Regions from separate parts of the Homo sapiens genome. Here region 1 is linked to region 2. A link is a loop called in an ENCODE intact Hi-C map of the cell type or tissue named here. Cell type or tissue: PC-3. All regions are shown on one strand. Each heading gives the region's core, and the rest is flanking DNA. Links, peaks and the distances in the headings are about the cores only. Region 1 has its middle 140 kb from the start of FBXL17. Region 2 overlaps LOC105379117 (a long non-coding RNA gene).

The links. A loop is a pair of places that touch in the nucleus more often than their neighbours do. Peaks named below come from ENCODE experiments on the same cell type or tissue, not always from the same donor. Only the 100,000 strongest peaks of a DNase experiment are listed, where the experiment ranks them.
Region 1: it touches region 2 in a loop (4-fold over the local background); 6 of 110 quality-filtered maps call a loop at or near these places.

The regions. Positions count from the first base shown.
Region 1 is chr5:108,519,865-108,525,249 of GRCh38, reverse strand. No RefSeq gene overlaps it. Among named protein-coding and RNA genes, the nearest start is that of FBXL17, 140 kb to the right of the region's middle. In PC-3, for the core only: CTCF peaks have their summits at 3,011 and 3,212 (motif pointing left); a DNase peak (open chromatin) is centred at 3,219.
Region 2 is chr5:109,453,153-109,458,537 of GRCh38, reverse strand. LOC105379117 (a long non-coding RNA gene) reads right to left here. Exons shown (of 8, transcript XR_001742838.2): 2 at 2,619-2,862. Among named protein-coding and RNA genes, the nearest start is that of PJA2, 46 kb to the right of the region's middle. In PC-3, for the core only: no CTCF peak of the experiment used is centred there; a DNase peak (open chromatin) is centred at 2,627; H3K27ac peaks cover 795 bases.

The DNA.
Region 1 (5,385 bases), core at 173-5,172, 930 kb after region 2:
AGTATATCTCAGTAAAACTATTACTAAAAAACACACACACAAACAACTATGGCTGCTGAAACCAAAAATGTCTCTTAAATGTTACTTACACACATGCACACAAATAAATAGATTTGTATATTTCATCTCTAATCTCAAGCAAGCTTTCCTAAACCCCTCTAGTCCCATTAGAGTTAATCCTATCCATGCATTTCCTTCATAGCATTACCACAGTTGGAATTACCATGGTTGAAACTAGATGTCTAGCTCCATGAGAACAAGGGCTGTTAATTCATTACTTTTAATTCACTACTGCTTCCAAGTGGGTAGCATAGTGTCTGGAATAAAATTGTTGTTGAATGGATGGATGGATGGATGGATGGATGGATGGATGGATGGATGACTTATTGGGCTTAAAGTCTGCATGAATAGCTGTGAGTCTTGTTGGTTGATAATTTAACACTTGCAGAATTTATGGGTTAAACAGGACAAAGAGAGTTCAAATAAGGAAGTGAATATCACCTGATTCTTAAAATTGCCTTAAGAACTTACCCCAAGAGACATACTTATAAGCATACTGAATACAGTGTGAAACATTATTAAAGAAAGAGTCACCCAAATCTGATTTGAAAAGTAAGGCAAGAGGTTTCTGATGGTGCTATTTTGTAGTTGGATAAAAGATTCACTTATACATTATAAGAAAAATGAGTTTGGGAGATAAAATATTAAGAGGAACTTTAAACTCTAGAAACAAACAAAGATAAGCTATTGATATGAGAGGGAAACTACAGAAAGAGGTCAAGAGATCTGATTTATTTAAAGAAACAACATTTCAAGTAGAAAAACTCTAAAAAAAAAATCTAACTTGAGAGGAAAACAGACTTTAGATTGAAGAGGTCTGAAGAATAGTAAGGCAAGAGCAGAGGGCAAACTCAAACTGAAAATTGGAAAAATATTCCTGGAGCTAATTACAGTCATAAAGTGGAACCATTTCCCTAAAGAGGTAATTATAGTAAACTCAGTAGCGACGTTCAAATGGAAATTAAATGTTTATGGAAGACGTGGTGTTCATTTTTCTGATAGAGGAAGTTCTTCTGGCTGACTCATGAGTTCATTACCCTCTTCATTTTCTTCTATTTTTTTGCCTCTTATGAAGTTTTCCATTGTATCTGAGACTGGGTCTGACAAGTGTTTTACAATTGTGCGCTTGGTCAGTATTTTACATTTTATAGGAGACATTAGTTTAAATACCATATGTAAAACTTCACCAAAAAAACTAGGTCAGTGAAGGTATGCAATATCATTTCTCGGCTTCAATTCAGTGCAAGAAACTACCTCAGGCCAAAGCTTCCCAATCTAAAGGACATTGAAGACTAGTGAAATACTCAAAATCTCTTATTCAGATAGTTCTACATTCTATATTCCGTAGAAAAGTACTACATTTTTATACTTCAAGATACAAATTGTGATTTCTGGTTCAAATAGCAAATTTAGAACTAATGCTTATCTCTTCTCTCTCCCTAGACCTCAGTGAAATGATAGTAAAGAATTAAACCCATATCATATCAGTGGAGGAGAGATTCTGAGACATTTCTAGAAAATGAAAAAGAAAGAAAGTCTGTTGACAGATTGAATAAAGCAAAGACAAGACAACTCTGAGCTGTGCATGTGAAATCAGAATGCTGATATTCTGCAGAAGCTTGGGGAAGCAGGTACTATGAGAAAGTCAGATGGAAAGGGGAACCAAAAAGAGTGAGGGGGTGATGGACCTTGTGCCTCTGAATAGCTCCTCTCCCAGGTTCTTCTCTCTAGGATACCAAGAATTTCATTCCCAGGCAAAAAATCAGGGGGCTCTTCTCTTAGGAATTTAGTCAACTGTCAGAGGAGAATTAGAGTTATTAGAGTACATGTGTGCAGCCACTACCATTCTGACATTTGGAGGCCACTCCTGCGTTATGGCCAGCTCCCTGTCTGCCCCCACTCCCCATGGATGTAGAGCTCCTGGTCAGCCATCCTGATGATGCTAAAGAACCAATGAGAAAAACAGCAAAGGCACTCCAGGCCAGCTCTTTGGAAATCAACACTGTCAGACAAAATCACAGACAGATTAGGAAACCATCACCATTGAGGGGAAAAAAAGGTATTATACAGATGAAACAAAAATCCTATGAAAACGGAAGAATCAGAAGTGGTCCTTGAGAAAAACAGAACGGATCCAAGACAACAAATAGCAAAAGTAAGGGGAATAGATGTTCTGACATTATTAAAAAAAAAAAAAAAAAAGAACAAAAGTAGGCCAGGCGCAGTGGCTCACACCTGTAATCCCAGCACTTTGGGAGGCTGAGGCGGGCAGATCATGAGGTCATGAGTTTGAGACCACCCTGGCCAACATGGTGAAACCCCGTCTCTACTAAAAATAAAAAAATTAGCTGGGCATGGTGGTGGGCGCCTGTAATCCCAGGTACTTGAGAGGCTGAGGTAGGAGATTGTTTGAACCTGAGAGGCAGAGGTTGCAGTGAGCCGAGATCACGTCATTGCACTCCAGCCTGGGCGACAGGGCGAGACTCTGTCTCAAAAAAACAAAAACAAACAATAACAACAACAACAAAACGAAAGTAAATTATTCTTCTATCAAGAAGAATAAATTAGAACTTCAGGGGGAAAAAACTTTGTAATAAAGCAAATTGAACTATGGCAAGATTTGGATGGAAAATATGAAGATAATTCAGGTAGACATATTCATTATAGGAATATTAGTCTTTGAGTGACCCAGGACATGGGTTCTAATTGTTCCATTATTGAAGAGGTTTTGTCTTATAGTCTTCAGGTCAATAGGCTCTATAGTTTGATCATTACTAGACTGTTCTGACTGGCTTGGAACCAAGCACTTTGCCTAGGTACTACAGTGTTCAGGAACTCCCAACTGCATGTATATGCAAAGTGGTGGAGACTGATGTGTGCCTTATACCTATACACCCCCACAATAATGAGTGTGTCACATCACTCTTCAGGTGGCCTCCACCACTCCCAGACTTTACTAGTTTCAGAGAATGTTGTCTTGAGCAGTCCAGAGAAGTAGGGAAACGAATTGCTGTGCCCCATAAAGGATTCTGCGCAATGGAATTTGACCTTTGGCTTTTCCATTCCCAGTTTTCTGTGCCATATAGCCCTATCTTCAAGTATAATTACAAGAGAGGTAGGGCCACATGCCTTTAAGTCTTTATAAATGGTGACCTCTCCTGGCTACTAACGGTATGGCACATATACATAAAGCCTCTCTTCTGGAAAAGGAGTATCTTAACCCCATACAAAATGTCTTAAGGATCTAGAGGACAAGTGGACAAATCAACAGAAGTATTTATTGATTTTACTCTAGTGTTGGTACATCACGCAAAGCTATTAAAAATACTTTTAAGAATTCTGAAAGATTCCTGCTGCATGATTTCTTGGAATAAACTATTATTATGACATAAACTATTATTATGAAAACCATTCATCTGTGCTTCATAAATGACAGGGAAAAAAGTCCACACTACTTATATCAAGCAAGATCTGACAATTAGGACTTTGTTAGACCAAAAGAATGAAAATGTAGTTTATAGGCTCTGGAGCTGGCAGTTCAGGCTTCGAACTTGATTCTGCCATTTACTGTCTGAGTGACCTTGGACATGTTACTATACCTGTCTGAGTTTCAATTCCGTAAAATGAGATCACATACACTACTGTGGGAAACCAAAATAGGCCACCCCAAAATACACTTCTTTGGCATATTTCGAGATGGCTGTTCAGAGGGACTGCAGACACAGGAATAGATCTGAAAGCTGTCCTTTTGTGAGGGAGATTTGCATCTGTAGAGGAAATCTGCACTCATGAAGTAAACAGCAGATGCAAACATCCTTTCTCTGAGGCTCCCTTATCTGCCTTATCTGGTTTTAGAAAAGAAAACGCACAGGAAAAAGACTGTAAAGGTCTGGCACTTTAAAAGTTCAGATACAGAAACTTTTACTCCAGCCAGCCTGAGGGCTGCTCCCCAAGGAAATGCATCCGTATAACAGATAACCTTGGTATTTCCTCCCCTCATCTCCCCATAACCCCTGTAACCTGCGGCCACTTCACCCAGGAGCTCCAAGGCTCTATTTCTCTCTGTACAGTGTAAAAACTTCAGTCATGTGACCCTTCGTTGAGTCTCATATTTTGTGTGGCTCCCATGCACATGTGCACATTAATAAATTTGTATGCCCTGTCTCCTGTTAATCTGTCTATTGTCAGTTGTTTTATAGACAGAAATTATCAAACCTTCAGAAGCAGAGGGAGAAAATTTCCTTTTGCCTCTACACTATTTACTGCATAGATTGTGTGGGTTAAATGAAATAACATCGTTACGTAAAAAAACTTAACATAGTCCCAGGCACTTTTTTTTTTTTTTTTTTTTTTTGGAGATAGGGTCTTGCTCTGTCACTCAGGCTAGAGTACAGTGGGGTGATCATGGCTCACTGCAGCCTTAAACTCCTGGGCTCAAATGATTCTCCCATCTCAGCCTCCCAATTAGCTGGGGCCACCAGCATGAGCAGCCATGCCCGCTAATTTTTTTATTTTGTAGAGATGGGGTCTCCCTGTGTTGCCCCGGCTGGTCTCAAACTCCTGGGCTCAAGCAATCCTCCCGCCTCGGCCTTTCAAAGTGCTGGGATTACAGATGTGAGCCATCACACCTGACCTGACCATTCACTTCTATCAGAAAATAAAATTGGATACCGTATCCCCAAAATATTTATATTTCTTTAAAATTATATCCATGTAGCCCAATTTGTTACACACAATCCAAAAAATTAAAACAGAACTGTTTAAAGGATACAATACAGAATAAATATAAATAAAAGTTTTATTACTTTCTTTCTACATCCCAATGAGTTATCTTATGCAAATCCTTGCATACATGTACCCTACTATGGAGACTACTACAATAAAGGCACAAAATGAGAGGCATTTCCCAAAAGATCTAGGTTTGAATCCAAGCCCATAATTCTCCTCTGTAATCTCCTACTCTCCCTCTCTAAACTTACCTTTCACTGCTACAAAAGGTAAATCCCATAGCATAAGGAGCTTTCTTTCTGCAATCCTGGTAAGCCACACTCACTGCAATTGAAGGCTCAGCTCCTTGGCTCAGGAGCCCTCCAGGAGGCCCCTTAGTGACCTCCCCAACACATGGGGTCCCATGTTAGTCTTGTCCTGCCTATAGCCAGGCCCACGTGAGTATATGCTATCTTGGACTCTGTGATGGTTAACATTGAGTGTCGACTTGATTGGATGGAAGGATGCAAAGTATTGTTCCTAGGTGTGTCTGTGAGGGTGTTGCCAAAAGAGATTAACATTTGAGTCAGTGGACTGGCAAAGGCAGACCTACTCTCA
Region 2 (5,385 bases), core at 250-5,249:
CTTCTCTGCATTGGTTATTCTAGTTAGCCATTCATCTAATTTTTTTTCAAGGTTTTTAACTTCTTTGCCATGGGTTCGAACTTCCTCCTTTAGCTTGGAGTAGTTTGATCGTCTGAATCCTTCTTCTCTCAACTGTCAAAGTCATTCTCTGTCCAGCTTTGTTCCGTTGCTGGTGAGGTGCTGTGTTCCTTTGGAGAAGGATAGGTGCTCTGATTTTTAGAGTTTCCAGTTTTTCTGCTCTGTTTTTTCCCCATCTTTGTGGTTTTATCTACCTTTGGTCTTTGATGACGGTGATGTACAGATGGGGTTTTGGTGTGGATGTCCTTTCTGTTTGTTAGTTTTCCTTCTAACAGTCAGGACCCTCAGCTGCAGGTCTGTTGGAGTTTGCTGGAGGACCACTCCAGACCCTGTTTGCCTGGGTATCAGCAGCGGAGGCTGCAGAACAGCGGATACTGGTGAGCACCAAATGTTGCTGCCTGATCGTTCCTCTGGAAGTTTTGTCTCAGGGGGGTACCCGGCCGTGTGAGGTGTCAGTCTGCCCCTACTAGGGGGTGCCTCCCAGTTAGGCTATTTTGGGGTCAGGGACCCACTTGAGGAGGCAGTCTGTCAGTTCTGAGATCTCCAGCTGCGTGCTGGGAGAACCACTACTCTCTTCAAAGTTGTCTGACAGGGACATTTAAGTCTGCAGAGGATTCTGCTTCCTTTTGTTTGGCAATTCCCTGCCCCCAGAGGTGGAGTCTACAGAGGCAGGCAGGCCTCCTTGAGCTGCGGTGGGCTCCACCGAATTCGAGCTTCCTGGCCCCTTTGTTTTCCTACTCAAGCCTCCGCAATGGTGGGCACCCCTCCCCCAGCCTCGCTGCCACCTTGCTGTTTGATCTCAGACTGCTGTGCTAGCAATGAGTGAGGTTCTGTGGGCGTAGGACCCTCTGAGCCAGACACAGGATATAATCTCCTGGTGTGCCATTTGCTAACACCATTGGAAAAGAGCCGTATTAGGGTGGGAGTGACCCGATTTTCCAGGTGCTATCTGTCACCCCTTTCTTTGACTAGGAAAGGAAATTCCTTGGCCCCTTGCACTTCCCCGGTGAGGCGATGTCTCGCCCTGCTTCGGCTCACGCTGGAGGCACTGCACCCACTGTCTTGCACCCACTTTCCAACACTCCCCAGTGAGATGAGCCCAGTACCTCGGTTGGAAATGCAGAAATCACCCATCTTCTGTGTCACTCACGTGGGAGCTGTAGACTGGAGCTGTTCCTATTTGGCCATCTTGGCTCTACCCTCTCCTGGCTTTTTATTAAACAATAAAATTAAAATGGAATTTATTTCATACTATTCAGGTAAAATTGGTTATATATATATATATCTCTTATTTAGCTATAAATAAACCCAGAAAGGAGGATCTGACAGGTTGGATGTCCTCCCAAGACTGCTAGAGACCAAGCTTTTCTCACAAGGGTGCTTTAATACAGAAAGAGATAGAGATGGCAGCAAATGGGATAGAAATATTTTTGTTTTAAGACACAAAACTTACTGTATGTAACCAATACATTTTAAAAAGTGTATAATAATAAGATTTATAATAATAGAGTATATCATATGTAAAGCCAGAAAAAAAATCCTTGGTTTACCTGTTTGGATTGTTTGGAAACTAACACTTCAACAAATAATCCTTTGAAATCAGAATTCTATCATTTTCATTACCTCATTTCCCCAAATGGAAAACTGTCTTTTTAACATTCTTACTTTATTAGATAAAGTATGTGATGGACATAAAGATTTTATCCCTCCTTAGGTACATATAAATCTTGTATTTCTGTTGCATTTCACCTACCTTAAGAAAAAAAAAAGAAAGAAAAGTAAAGTAAGAAAAGATTGCAGAAGCTTTGTAGCATTGAGAAAATGCATTATAGCATTTCAGAATATTTTGTTTGCTTGACTGAGAGCCAGAAATGATTAAACACTAAAATACAAATAAAATGTTTCTCAATCCAAATAGATTGGAAAAGATTTTCTGTGTTCCAATACAGTATAATTAACAAATGCAATAATGATTTTTGCCAAGGATTTATTACATGAATTTCATCAAAATGTTGATTTAGATCATTTGACCCATTAAACCCAATTTTAATTTTATATAAAAATTTTGGAAGTTTGTATATCTTGCTAATTTGATATGAATATTAGAGTATTATAGTTAGTCTAAATTTTTTCTTTCATTTATTTTTATTAAAAAAATATTTAGGTGTGCGTTCTCACTATGTTTGTCCAGGCTGGTCTTGAATTACTAGTCTCAAGTGCCTCCCCCTATCTCAGCCTCCTAAAGTGCTAGATTACAGGTGTGAGTCTAAATAATTTTGATTTAGTGTATTTAATACGTAATTCATTCACGTAGTTCAAAACTCAGAAACTTTAGAAGGTATGCAAAATATAAAAGTCTACCTTCTGTACATGATCCTTAGCTGCTCAGGGCCAGTCACCTCTATAAGTAACCACTGTTAGATTCTTATGAGTCATTCTGGTGTTATTCTGTATGAAAATGAGCAGATACAAGTACAGACCAATGACGCATTCCATTTCTCAGTTTGCTTGTCTTCTCTGTAGCAGTGACTGGCACTTACCACGCTCTGCATGTAGAAACAGTTACCCCTTGGCCTTTCTCCTGGCTTTCTCCTCCCTCTCTAGCACTCCTCTCCCTTCTCCCTGGCAGGCACTGTTTCCTCTGTGTCCGGTACAAACCAGTTCTTCTGTTTTCACATGACATATTCTTCCTGAGTGATCTCATCTATTCCCATCAGGCATAAATAAAGGTATTAGCATCAAAGCCATTTGTGGATGAAGAAAGTCTTTTCAGAAAAGATGAGTCTGCAGAATAAGGAGGAGACTGTTAGAAAAGAGCAACAGTAAGGGGATTTCTAAATGGAGGAAACAGCATATAGAAAAGCTAAATGGATAAAAGAGGGGCAAGACCACAAATGGAGTTACCAGCTCAATGTCTAACCTAAAAGATATTTGTTGCAAATGATGAACCAAATAATGAATAATGTTCAAGGAATATTTTTTACCAAAAGTAATTATTTCGCTAAGTCAACCATACAAATTGTGGAAACTGAATGAAAGGAAACTAAACTAAAAGAACTGAGTCTGCGTGCAAAGCAAAATGTGAATAAAATCGTAAATGAACACATGCTCTACGAGGAAACTAGTTTCTCAGCCTCCTGGTCATTGCCAGCATACTACTCTGCTTAGGTCACCTCTATGTGTGGAAAGGTCATCCAGACAGCTTTGCAGATTGGCAATTTGTGAACCTGTCTCAAGATCTATAAAACATATTGCAGCAGAACTTCAAAGCACACTTTGCCACATGGGTGGGAGACCTTTGTTTCCTTTTTTTTTTTTCTGCTTTTTAAGTCTGTAAACCATAATAAGGGCACATCAAAACCCTGTTGCTTTCTAATGTAACACAACAATGACATATTAAGTAGTATGAAAAGCATTAGCTTTCTTTTTGGATACCATTTTTTAAATAAACATTTTTTTTCTTAGACTTGCCATTCTCTCCGCTGAGAGAATAGTCTTCCAAAGTTGCAAATTCTTGTTCAAAAGCCAGAAGGAAAAGAAGCCATTCTGAACATACTTTAGCTGAAGAACATTTCTGCCCCTGTGAGGACAGCGTTCTGACTACCTAGATCACAGGATTTTTGCCTTTAGCAGAATACTTTTTGTTGATAAACCTTTATAATCTAAATTGATTGTTTCCATGTCTGTAAGATTCCCTTAGCTATATCTAAAAAGGACTAGGAAGAAACCCGAGGAACTGGTTCCTACTGCAGGAACAGACTGTGGTCATTGTCCTGTCACTTCATTTCCCTGGATTCCATTATCTTCCACTGTGCTAACATCACAGAACTGGTAAGAGAATCAGGTAAAATAAAATTACTTTTAAATCACAGATGCTATCATACAGGTGTAGGAATCTTCTAAACTTGGACCTACCTCTTGTTTGGGGTGATACCATACTTATATTTCTTTTTATCGCAATGAGATGGCAATAGCAGAATACCAATAGATAAAGCATTTCATATTCCCTTAATTCTCTGTGTGGTGCAAATGATAAACAATAGCTAAATTGCCTCCAGTTCTCTGCCTAAAGGTAGGACTCTTCATCCATCTGTCCTGAGCTCCGGTACCAAGGTCTCTCAGTTGGCAGTTGGGGAATAGATGACAAAAGCTTTTTTCCAAAGTTTTACATCCAAGTCAATGTGGGGAACCCCCACATTAAAAAGGGTAAATTCTGATTCTTTTTATCCTTTCCCCAGGGCAGAACTATGACCTCAATGAGAAATACAATTATAGCTTCATTGCAGGAGATTTACAGATATTACCCACATATTCTCACTATAAACATGTAGCCTCTCTTTCAGAAAAGGGCATGGTGACCATGGCATACTTTCCTGAAGAACAATGGTTTTGACCTAATGATCTTCAATGAGAAGAAAAAATGATATGGAAATGTCAGAGGTCTCAAGCCAATTTGGAAATTTTCAGGAAAGTGTTCTCATAACAAGAAGTGGCGTGGTATAATTAGAAAAGAGTTGTCCTAAAGTGAGATCTGAATTCTTGTCTGGTTACCCCATTTTGTTCTGTGTAACCTTTGTAAGTTACAACACTTGCAGGCTCTGCTTCCTTACCACCAATGCATGCCTACAATCTCTAAGCCCGCTTACAAGGCCAACACACTATGGTTTTTCTAATCATAGCTGTCTTTAATATTTTGAATCCTGATGTAACTTACTGGAGGGGAGAACAAAATGAAGTTTGAGTCTCTCAATGTTTTTCAGTGAGTTTTTAAAAACTGAACTTTTTAATCAGAGAGGCAAAATTTTAGTGGGGCTAATAAAGGCCTGACAATGACTTTCTTCTTTTCATTTAAATGTGGGAGGATGCTATCTGTATATGGGCTAATTTTGTCCACCACTGAACCAGAACAAATCCAACAAACTATGCCTGAATGTCTATCTCAGTGAGACTGCAAGGGCCACTGATGAATCAGAGTTAAGATGAGAGGAGATGAGGTCTCTATATCAAATGGATGATCTGTTTGTATCTAAAAGCCACTGTGTGCATAGGTCATGTTTTTAAAAGGGAAAAATATTCTCTGGCTACTTTAAATCCTATGAAGCAACTTTGGGGTTTCTATTCAACAGAACAAAAGGCAAGAACCAAGAGTTTTAAGTTCAGTTCAGACTTCAAATATCTGAGCATCAGCATGTCAATAAATACAGGCTAAAGTCACAGCTTCCCCAACATCACTGTCTCTCAGTTTACATACAATGTAAAAAAAGAATTTGATACAGCATCAGTCAAAGGTTTATCAACATATTATTT